Linked DNA regions of Homo sapiens: region 2 is linked to region 1. Evidence: read pairs that join two places in POLR2A ChIA-PET (ENCODE). Cell type or tissue: MCF 10A. All regions are shown on one strand.

Region 1 (5,000 bases):
GTGGCAGGTGCCTGTAGTCCCAGCTACTTGGGAGGCTGAGGCAGAAGAATGGCGTGAACCCGGGAGGCAGAGGTTGCAGTGAGCTGAGATTGCGCCACTGCACTCCAGCCCGGGTGACAAAGCGAGACTCCCTCTCAAAAAAAAAAAATAATAATAATAACAGATGCTGGTAAGATTTCTAGATAAAGGGGAATGCTGATACACTGTTGGTGGGAATGTAAATTAGTACAACCGTTGTAGAAAGCAGTGTGGGAATTCCTCAAAGAGTTAGAAACAGAAATACCATTCGACCCAGCAGTCTCATTACTGGGTATATACTCAAAGGACTAGAAAGCATTCTACATAAAGACACATGCATGCGTATGTTCCTCACAGCACTATTCACAATAGCAAAGACAAAGAATCAACCTAAATGCTCATCGATGATAGACTGAATAAAGAAAATGTGGTACATGTATACCATGGAATACTACGCAGCCAAAAAAAAAATAATGAGATCACATCTTGCGCAGGAACATGGATGGAGCTGGAGGCCATTATCCTAAACGAACTAATGCAGGAACAGAAAACCAAATACCACATGTTCTCACTTACAAGTGGGAGCTAAATGATGGGAACACATGGACACAAACAGGGGAACAACAGACACCGGGGCCTCCTTGAGGGGGAGGCTGGAAGGAGGGAGAGGAGCAGAAAAAAATCACTATTGAGTACTAGGCTTAATACCTGGGTGATGAAATAATCTGTACCACAAACTCCTGTGACAGAAGTTTACCTAATAACTAAACTGCACATGTACCCCTGAACCTAAAATAAAAGTTATTTTAAAAAAACAGATCTGGGCCGGGTGCGGTAGCTCATGCCTGTGATCCCAGCACTTTGAGAGGCCGAGGTGGGTGGATCACCTGAGGTCAGGAGTTCAAGACCAGCCTGGCCAACATGGTGAAACCCCATCTCTACTAAAAACACAAAAATCAACCGGGTGTGGTGGCATACACCTGTAATCCCAACTACTCGGGAGGCTGAGGCAGGAGAATCGCTTGACCCCAGAAGGCAGAGGTTGCAGTGGGCTGAGATTGCACCACTGCACTCCAGCCTGGGCAACAGAGCAAGACACCATCTCCAAAAAAAAAAAGATATGCCTTTGAGTAGCTTACACTGGGGCTGGTGAGGGACAGATAGTAAACAAGTACAGAAAGACACTGGATAATCTCTGGTGGATAAGGGCTTTGAAGACAAGATGGCTGGGTGAAGTGCTGGAAAGTGGGGTGGGGTTGGGAAGGGGATCTATTTTAGATAGGGTGCTGGGCAGAGGCTCTCTGAATAGGTGAGATTTGAACTGAGACCTGTCTGGTGAGAAGCAGAGGAAAGAGGAAACAGCAGGTGGGCCTTGAGACAGGAGCAAGCTGGGTGTTTTGGGGAAACAGGGAAGTTGTGTGCCAAGGCCAGTGAATACATGGTGGCACCCGACGAGACTGAGGAGGTAGCCACAGGGGACCAGAATGCATAGGCTCTTGCACGCCAGAGCAAAGAGATGGGGTGTTATTCTATGGGAGATGAGAAGCCACAATTTTAAGACAGGGAGTCATCCAATCTATTTTTTTTTTCTTTTTTCTTTTTGAGACGATGTTTCACTCTTGTCACCCAGGCTGAAGTGCAATGGTATGATATTGGCTCACCGCAACCTTTGCCTCCCGGGTTCAAGTGATTCTCCTGCCTTAGCCTTTCAAGTAGCTGGGATTACAGGCGTGTGCCACCACACCTGGCTAATTTTTTTGTATTATTAGTAGAGATGGGGTTTCACCATGTTGGCCAGGCTTGTCTTGAACACCTTAACTCAGGTGATCTGCCCGCTTTGGCCTCCCAAAGTGCCGGGATTACAGGAGTGAGCCATCGTGCCCGTCGTGCCCGGCCTTTTTTTTTTGAGATGGATTCTAACTCTGTCACCCAGGTTGGAATGTGGTGACACAATCTCGGCTCCCTGCAGTCTCCACCTCCTGGGTTCAAGCTGTTCTTCTGCCTCAGCCTCCTGAATAACTGGGATTACAGGTGTGTGCCACCATGCCTGGCTAAATTTTGTATTTTTAGTAGAGTCAGGGTTTTACCATGTTGGCCGGGCTGGTCTTGAATTCCTGACCTCAAGTGATCCTCCCGCCTCGACCTACCAAAGTGCTGGCATTACAGGTGTGAGCCACCTCACTTGGCCTGATTTCCATGTTTAAAAGCTCACTCTGGTGGCCATGTGAAGATAGACAGGAGCAAGAGTGTAGGTGGGACAGCCGTTAAGAGGCTACTGCAGGCCTCCAGGGTGGAGACAATGGTGCCTTGGACCGGGATGGAGCAGGGGAGGTAGTGAGAAATGGACAGGCTAGGATTATATTTTGGTGGTGGAGCTGAAAGAATTTGCTGATGAATGAGCTGTGAGGCATAAGAAATACAGGCGGCAACAACAGAGTCCAGGCGTTTGCTGAGAGGATGGTAATGCAACAGTGAGCACAGGAGGCCAAAACATCACACTCACAGAAGACCAATGGTCACTGAGGTTGCTATTTTTTTTTTTTTGAGACAGAGTCTCACTCTGTCGCCCAGGCTGGAGTGCAGTGGTGCAATTTCAGCTCACCGCAACCTCTGCCTCCTGGATTCAAGTGATTCTCCTGCCTCAGCCTCCCAAGTAGCTGGGATTACAGGCGTGCCCCACCATACCTGGCTAATGTTGGTATTTTTAGTAGAGACAGGGTTTCACCATTTTGGCCAGGCTGGTCTTAAACTCCTGACCTCAGGTGATCCGCCGACCTCTGCCTCTCAAAGTGCTGGGATTACAGGCGTGAGCCACCACGCCTGGCTGCAGTTGCTATTTAGATCTGGAAGGCTTTTCCCAGCTTAGCGTGGTCAAGATAGGGATGGGCCGAGGCTGGCACTGATGCTAGACTTCCGTGCACAGGGCAAGTATGGACAAGCCCCAAGTGGCTTTGTGAGGCCCACACAGTGAAGCTTGGGAAATGGGAAGTGGGGCTGCGCCCAGATTCTGGTATCTATGACAACTAAGGCCGCTGCACATCCTCATGGCTCTCCCAGAGACCTCAGGTGAGGCCCTTCTGTGTTCCTCAAGCACCCATGCCACCTGCGGGGTGGGGCAGGACCCTCCTACCCAGCCCTGGGCCTCCTGGGGAACCATGGGTGCACAGGGGTAACCTGAGCCAGCCTCTCTGGGGCATGGGCGGGCGTGGTGGCGTGGGCCTGGCGCCAGAGAGTGGAGCAGAATGTCAGCTCTGTGAGCCGCACCGGGTGCCAGCACTCTGCAAACAGACTCTAGTCACCAGATAGACTGGAGTCACGAACCTAACAAAGCGCTCAGCTGGGCAACTGTAACTGCAGAGGGCGGGGCCGCACAGTGCTGCCTAGTGCCTCCTGCCTTGATCTGGTCAGGGTCATGGGAGGAGACAGGTTCCCCAGGAGGGCCCATTAACAAGATTAATTGGGGTGGCCTGGGGGACTCTGGGATGCTCACTGGAAACATATCCTGGGGGAATGAGGTAGGTGGGGAGCCAGGAAAACTGCCCCGTCTGGTTTCCTTCCCTACAGCCCTTTATCTGGAGAGACAAGCTCTACTATACTACAAGGGGTTAATTTAAGAAGGGGTTGCTGGGCATGGTGGCTCATGCCTGTAATCCCAGCTCTTTGGGAGGCCGAGGTGGGTGGATCACTTGAGGTTAGGAGTTTAAAATCAGCCTGGCCAACATGGTGAAACCCCATCTCTTCTAAAAAAACAAAAATTGCCGGGCAAGGTGGCTCACACCTATAATCCCAGCACCCTGGGAGGCCGAGGCGGGTGGATCATCTGAGTTCAGGAGTTCGAGGCCAGCCTGGCCAACATGGTGAAACCCTGTCTCTACTAAAAATACAAAAATTAGCCAGGTATGGTGGTGCACGTCTGTAATCCCAGCTACTCAGGAGGCTGAGGCATGAGAATCACTTGAACCTGGGAGGCAGAGGTTGCAGTGAGCTGAGATCACGCCACTGCACTCCAGCCTGGACAACAGAACGAGACTCCATCTCAAACAAACAAAACAACATCATATTAAAAAGAAAACCCGGGCCTATTTTTTTTAAAGACCCACTGCAGAAGTGACCCTTCTCATTGGTGGCTGGTGAAATTGTTCTTGCCAAGGTTTGGTATGACCAGGTAAAAAGCTTTCAATGCTCAAAGTGAGGAAGCACAGAAGTCATGTACCCTGCATTGTAGCTGACCAGAAGGTAAATCAAGAACCACTGAGCATGGTTGGGTGCTGTGGCTCATGTCTGAAACCCTTGCACTTTGGGAGGCTGAGGCAGGAGGATCGCTTGAGCCCAGGAATTCGAGACCAGCCTAGCAACATAGCGAAACCCTGTCTGTACAAAAAAAACTAAAAAATTAGCTGGGTGTGGTGGTACATGCCTGTGATCCCAGCTACTCAGGAGGCTGAGGTGGGATGATCACTTGAGCCTGGGAAGTTGAGGTTGCAGTGAGTCATGCTCACACCACTGCACTCCAGGCTGGGCCACCCTGTCTCAAAAAACAAATAAAAAACAGGAACCACTGAGCATAGGTCACTGGAAGGGAGATTTTGTCTTAATAGAAGAATTCCAACAAGGGGATGGGCAATTTTCTGAGAAGGGGACATGGGTGTTTGTTCATGCAAAGCCTGGATGTCAAAGGAACAAACAAAGTCTGGGGAACCAACCAATCTCATTGCCAGCTACCAATGTGGACCATGCCTGCTGCAGTTACACCCACAGTGCTGTAATTCTCAGTCCCTCTGGTCATCTCTGTTCTCCTACAAGCCCAAGCCTACTGTGATGGGGTTTCCTCTCCCTTGATCTACCCTCCTACTGTCTCCCCACCCTCCACCAAACACTCTTCACTTTCTGGCCTCAGTTAAATTTAGCCCAGCCCTGAGGGTGCTGCTTCCCTTGGAGCCTGTGTAGCCTGTGAAATCCAGTCATGCCCTCAGGGGCCAGAG
Region 2 (5,000 bases), 230 kb after region 1:
CTGGGAGTTCAGAATGGCCCAGGGAGTAGGAACCTGGGATCTCCCTGTGGGCAGAGACCACCAAAATAATGAAAATTCTGGACAGAAATGGGAACTGCAAGAAGCTCAAGGAATTAAAATATGAAGCCCGGGGAATAGAAGGCATGGGGGTGGGGCTGGGGCTGACTTGATGGCAGTTTTGACATCTGTGTAAGGGTGGCTGCTGACAGAAGGAAGAGTAATACTGCAGAGTAATGCTGGGACTGTTTGCCAATTGATCGAACTAGCTAAATGATTAATGGGGAGATGGCCCATTGAGCACTCTAGCCTTACTATAAGAAGCACCCAAGCTGTTGACTCTCAAAAAGCCATATTATTCACACATCATCATCCTGGAATTCAGTTAAGGTCAGAATACACCCAAACCCTCCCATCATTTCCTGTGGAGTCCTGCCAGTCCCCACACAGTGGGCTGAGTGGGCCCCACTTGAGCAAACAACTGGCTGGGCTCTCCAAGTGTGGCCGTTTCTGCCAGCTGGGGTCCCTCAGCATCCATGAGGGAGCTGGCTGCCATGGCCACCTGGTACAGGCCTCGGAGAGGGTCGATGGGGAGAGAAGGACCCCCAGGTCACCAAGTATGAGCCACTGAGGTTGGGGTAGAGCTCATGGTGTCAGGGGGATGCTCACAGTTTCTCTTACCCCCCACTTGCTCCACCTTGCCCTCCATAACCAACCCCCCTTATTCTCCACCCCCTCCCACATATACCCCAGGACATCAATCCTGAGGTGAGGGGTTTTCAAGAATCCGAAGCAGCAGAGGAGAAAATGCTGAGTCAAGCTGTGATCTGGGAAGCAATGTACTGGGGAAAACCATTTGGGAAAACTTATCCCAGGAGGCCTGGGCTAATGGCATTTGTGGTGGTGCAGGGAAAAGTAATAGGGAGGCTGAGACCCAAGCTCCACTCTTTTTTCCTGTGGGCACAAGACCCAGAAGTGTGGCTGCTTTCTTGGGCTTAGCCTGAAGCGGGAGAAATGGCAGAGCCAGCCCAGCTTTGCCGGCATGCTCACCCTCCGGAAGACTGAGGACTGAGGTGTGGGGGACATGCCCCAGCCTGGAGGCAGGAAAATTGGAACCTCTTCCTGCCACTGTGCGTGACTTGGGCTACATGTTCCTCCCTCTCTAGCTGTCATAGACAGCTGGGCAGTTAACTCTGGACAGTCTAGCCCACTCAATCAACATCTGAGAAAATTGATGTCCGGGGAGGTGTCATGGCCTGCCCAGAGTTACTCCCTCAGTTAGAGACAGAGCAGATCTAGGGTGCATTAATGAGAAAACATACATGAAAGTCCCTGGGGGAGAGCCTGCTGTCCTCTTTTGTCTGGGTCAAATGTGAACTGTGTGAGCCTGCTATGTGCCAGCTGTTTGGGGGAATCCTAGATGTAAGAGATGGTGCTCATTACCCTGCAAAAGCCTGTGTGCCCACAGCCACCTTCCCTCAGGAGATATAAGAGCTTTTAGGGCAGTGTTTGGAGTTGCCATGGATGAGCAGGGCAGGAGGGAGTCCAATGCCATGAACCCTGGAGTGTGGGCGCTGTTAGCTTTGCTGGGAAATCAGGTGGGGAGGGGGTACATACACTGACTATGTGTTGGCGCCTCTAAAAAACCAACTAGCAGCTGTTTCTTCACTTTTGGGGCACACTGCCTAATTCTTTCTCAATTAGCCACTGGATTGCCGCGCAGGGCATTTGGCTCAGCTGATGCTGGCTGAATTACAGAGCAATCCTGCCGCTAAGCGCCCACTGTACCTTTCATCTACAGGAGCACTTGATTCCATCACACAAAGCCCAGGGCCTGCACCCACTTTACCAATGGGAAAGCCAAGGCTAGGAGCCTGGTGGCAAAGCCCTTGGCATCAGACAGCCTGGGGTACAGTGCCACTTCTACCAGCTGTGTGACCTTGGTAAAATCATTTGCCTCTGTGAGTCTCCGTTTTCTAATCTGAAACATAATGCCAGTAATAGTTAACTAATCTTACAGGGTTGGCCTGTGGATTAAGTGAGATGATGTGTGTAAAATTCTTACAAACCCTGACAAGCTGTATAGGAGCCTGCCCTACACTCCTTTCTCCTTTCCCATCTCCTCCTCTGAGGGCCTCCATCTCAACAATACCCCCTTCTTCCTGCCCTTGAGGGGTGAGTTCTTCTTCCAACTTTTGATCTCCAATTAAAAAGGGGAAAAGTGTGTTCTTTATCCTCTGTTCCCCAGAGCATTTGCTGGGGAGCCTGCAGGGGCAGCCAGATGTGGCAGGGGGAGGAGTAGATGGGAGAATAAAAGGAGAAAGAAATGATAGTCAAACCTTTTAATTGTTGCATAATTGGCACGCTTTGCAGTCTCTGGAGCTTTTCATGTGAGCTTCTCACTGGAAGGGTATTTCTCCCTCAGGCCCCATAAATCTCTGCCACTTAGACTTCTCTCATCTCCGGCAGCAGAGGGAAGATCAAACCCCTGCGGCCCAAGCTGCGGTTTGGCTGGAGCTGTGGTTTGGCTCCTCTGCAGACTCCTCTAAGTGGGGAAAGCGGCCCCCAGCCATACCACCTGGGGAGGAGGGGCCAGGTGCGGGCATGCACACACGTGGTCACACAGGCATCTGGAACTGCACAGCCAATCATGTGCACGTGCAGCACACGTGCCACATGTTTCAAGCCCTACATGACCCTCACTCCACGTAGGCAGCCCCACCCCACAACCCAGCACAGCACAGAAATGCCCATCACAAATGCACCTGCAGCAACACACCCTCTGTTATGCCCTCAGCTCTGGAGACCAGGCTGTTTGGCTTCCAACCCTGGCTTTGCCCCTGCAAGCTGGGTCAGCCAGAGGAAGTAACTTCACCTCTGTGAGCCTCACTTCCTTCATCTGCACAATGGGCTACCTCAGAGATGGGGAGAAAGTGTGAGAGACATACACCATGCTCTCTTTTACTCCAAAAGAGCCAGCAAATCCAAGTCATTTGGGCAGGGTTCAGGGGATGGGCACTGTTAAGACCTCTCTTGTTTAGCAGAACAAATCGTGCCAACTCCACCCGCCCCACCCCCTTCCTACAGAAACCTTGTTGCCCTCTGGGAAAGTCTGACCTCGTAGGAAGGAAGCTCCCAGGACATTTCTCCTGATGTAGTCATCATCATTCCAGACTTTGCCAAGAAACCTCAGCCAGAAGCAGACAGGTCATGCTCCATCCTGCATCCACAACTCCTTTCTACTTCCACAATGAGGATGACCCGAACTTGCTGGGAAATTGAGAATCAGAGGTGGTCTAGTCCCCAGACTGTGAAGTAGTATTTCCACTTAACCAGATCAGACCAAATGTAGGTATTTGGGGGTGAGTTGCCCATGTCACTGTAATTTGCAAGTGACGGTAAACCACTAGAAACCATACCTCTTGCTTTGTAATACGTTGCTTCACTTAGCACTAGCTCCGTCAAGGTCAGATCAATCATAGGACTTCCCAGGTATCTAGGCTGAGAGATAAGAGAGCATGGTGAAGAACATTTCTAGGAAGGTTTTCCCAGGAGGTCTCAGGACCTGAAACCCTAGGTCAGTGTTTGGAAATGTGTGCCTGGAGGCCATGACGAGCTAGTCTAGCCTGACAGCTAATGATCTTTGAAAATCTTCGCAAGAAAAAAAAAGGTCGAGCAAACACAATTGCATCCTAAAGGGCCCACCCTCATGCTCTAGATCTGGGAACTTGATGGCTGAATCTCAGCTAGAACCCAGGAGGGGACAGGGCCCAGGATGGACCCCGGGGACAATAGTGTCTCACCTCTCTTGGGCCTGGGTGATGCTCCTTGGGCCTTGTTATAACCTCACTAAACAAATCAGGCCCAACTGGAGCCCTGTGCTGGCTGGACACTTCCCTTTGGAGGAGAGCCTGGGGCCATAGTGAGAACAGAAATCTTCTGGCCCCAGCTCTCTCTCTAAATCAGGACCAGCATTCAACAGGGGCCTGGGACAGGAAGAGGGCAAAGAAGAAATGTATTGAATTCTGCCTTATAATACAAAATTGTACCTTCCACATCAAATCTCCTCTGGTGATGGATGCTCTGGTGATCTGTTTCCACAGAACATTTTTACTTCAACAGCAACTGTAGCTAGAAAATGTTCCTCTCTGTGTGTGTCTTTGAAACCATTAATGCCAACAGGAAACTGGCTCTGACTTGGTTCTGAGAGTATCTGGCCACCCCTTACTCCTGGCCCTGATGTCAGCCTTTGGCCAGGGACAGGAAACCAGGTGGACTTCCATCGAGGTCCTCCCAGGGCTCAGGGTTCTTCCCAGGGTAGAATGAGGATTCATCTTGACTTAGCAGACTTAGATTCAAATCCTGGCTTTGCCACCAGCATGTGACAGGTGCAAGTCACCTGACTTCTCAAGAGCCTCGATTTCCACAGATAGAAAATGGGGATAATAGTTTTCAATTGAGAAGATTGTTGGCAAGGATCGCATTAAATGAGATGACTTCACGTGATGCCTGGAACATTATAGGTGCTTGATTTATGTCGGCTTCCTTTCCTGTCCTCCCATTTAATGTTGGATGGAATGTGTCCTAAGGTGGCCGGGAGGATGTTACCCAGAAGTGTCATTTCACAGTGGTCCATGCTGTGTCTCATCTCCTCTGTAGGATGGATGGGAATTTCCAGGCAGTCAAGGCATGACTACTGTGTTAATTTCCTGTGGCTGCCATAACAAATTATCACAAATTTAGTGGCTTAAAAAAACAGCAACTTATTCTCTCACAGTTCTAGAGGTCAGAAGTCCAAAATCAAGGTGTTAGCAGGGATGGTGCCTTCTGGAGGGTTTGAGGCGGAATCTATTCCATGCCTCTCACCTCACTTCTGGTGTCTGGTGGCAATCCTTGACTTGTAGACCCATCACTCCAATCTCTTACTCTATCTTCACGTTGCCTTTTTTGTTTTCTTCTGTGTCTCTCCTCTGTGTGTCTCCTCTTCTTGTAAGAACATTTGC

The links. ChIA-PET counts read pairs that join two places held together with the same protein. Peaks named below come from ENCODE experiments on the same cell type or tissue, not always from the same donor. Only the 100,000 strongest peaks of a DNase experiment are listed, where the experiment ranks them.
Region 2: POLR2A ChIA-PET joins it to region 1 with 5 read pairs; 2 of 35 experiments call an interaction of 5 or more read pairs at or near these places.

Annotation. Positions count from the first base shown.
Region 1 is chr1:202,053,811-202,058,810 of GRCh38, forward strand. No RefSeq gene overlaps it. Among named protein-coding and RNA genes, the nearest start is that of ELF3, 46 kb to the left of the region's middle. In MCF 10A, no CTCF peak of the experiment used is centred here; DNase peaks (open chromatin) are centred at 2,961, 3,311 and 4,511.
Region 2 is chr1:202,281,067-202,286,066 of GRCh38, forward strand. All of the region lies in intron 6 of LGR6 (leucine rich repeat containing G protein-coupled receptor 6), which reads left to right. Among named protein-coding and RNA genes, the nearest start is that of UBE2T, 58 kb to the right of the region's middle. In MCF 10A, no CTCF peak of the experiment used is centred here; DNase peaks (open chromatin) are centred at 1,695, 2,465 and 3,125.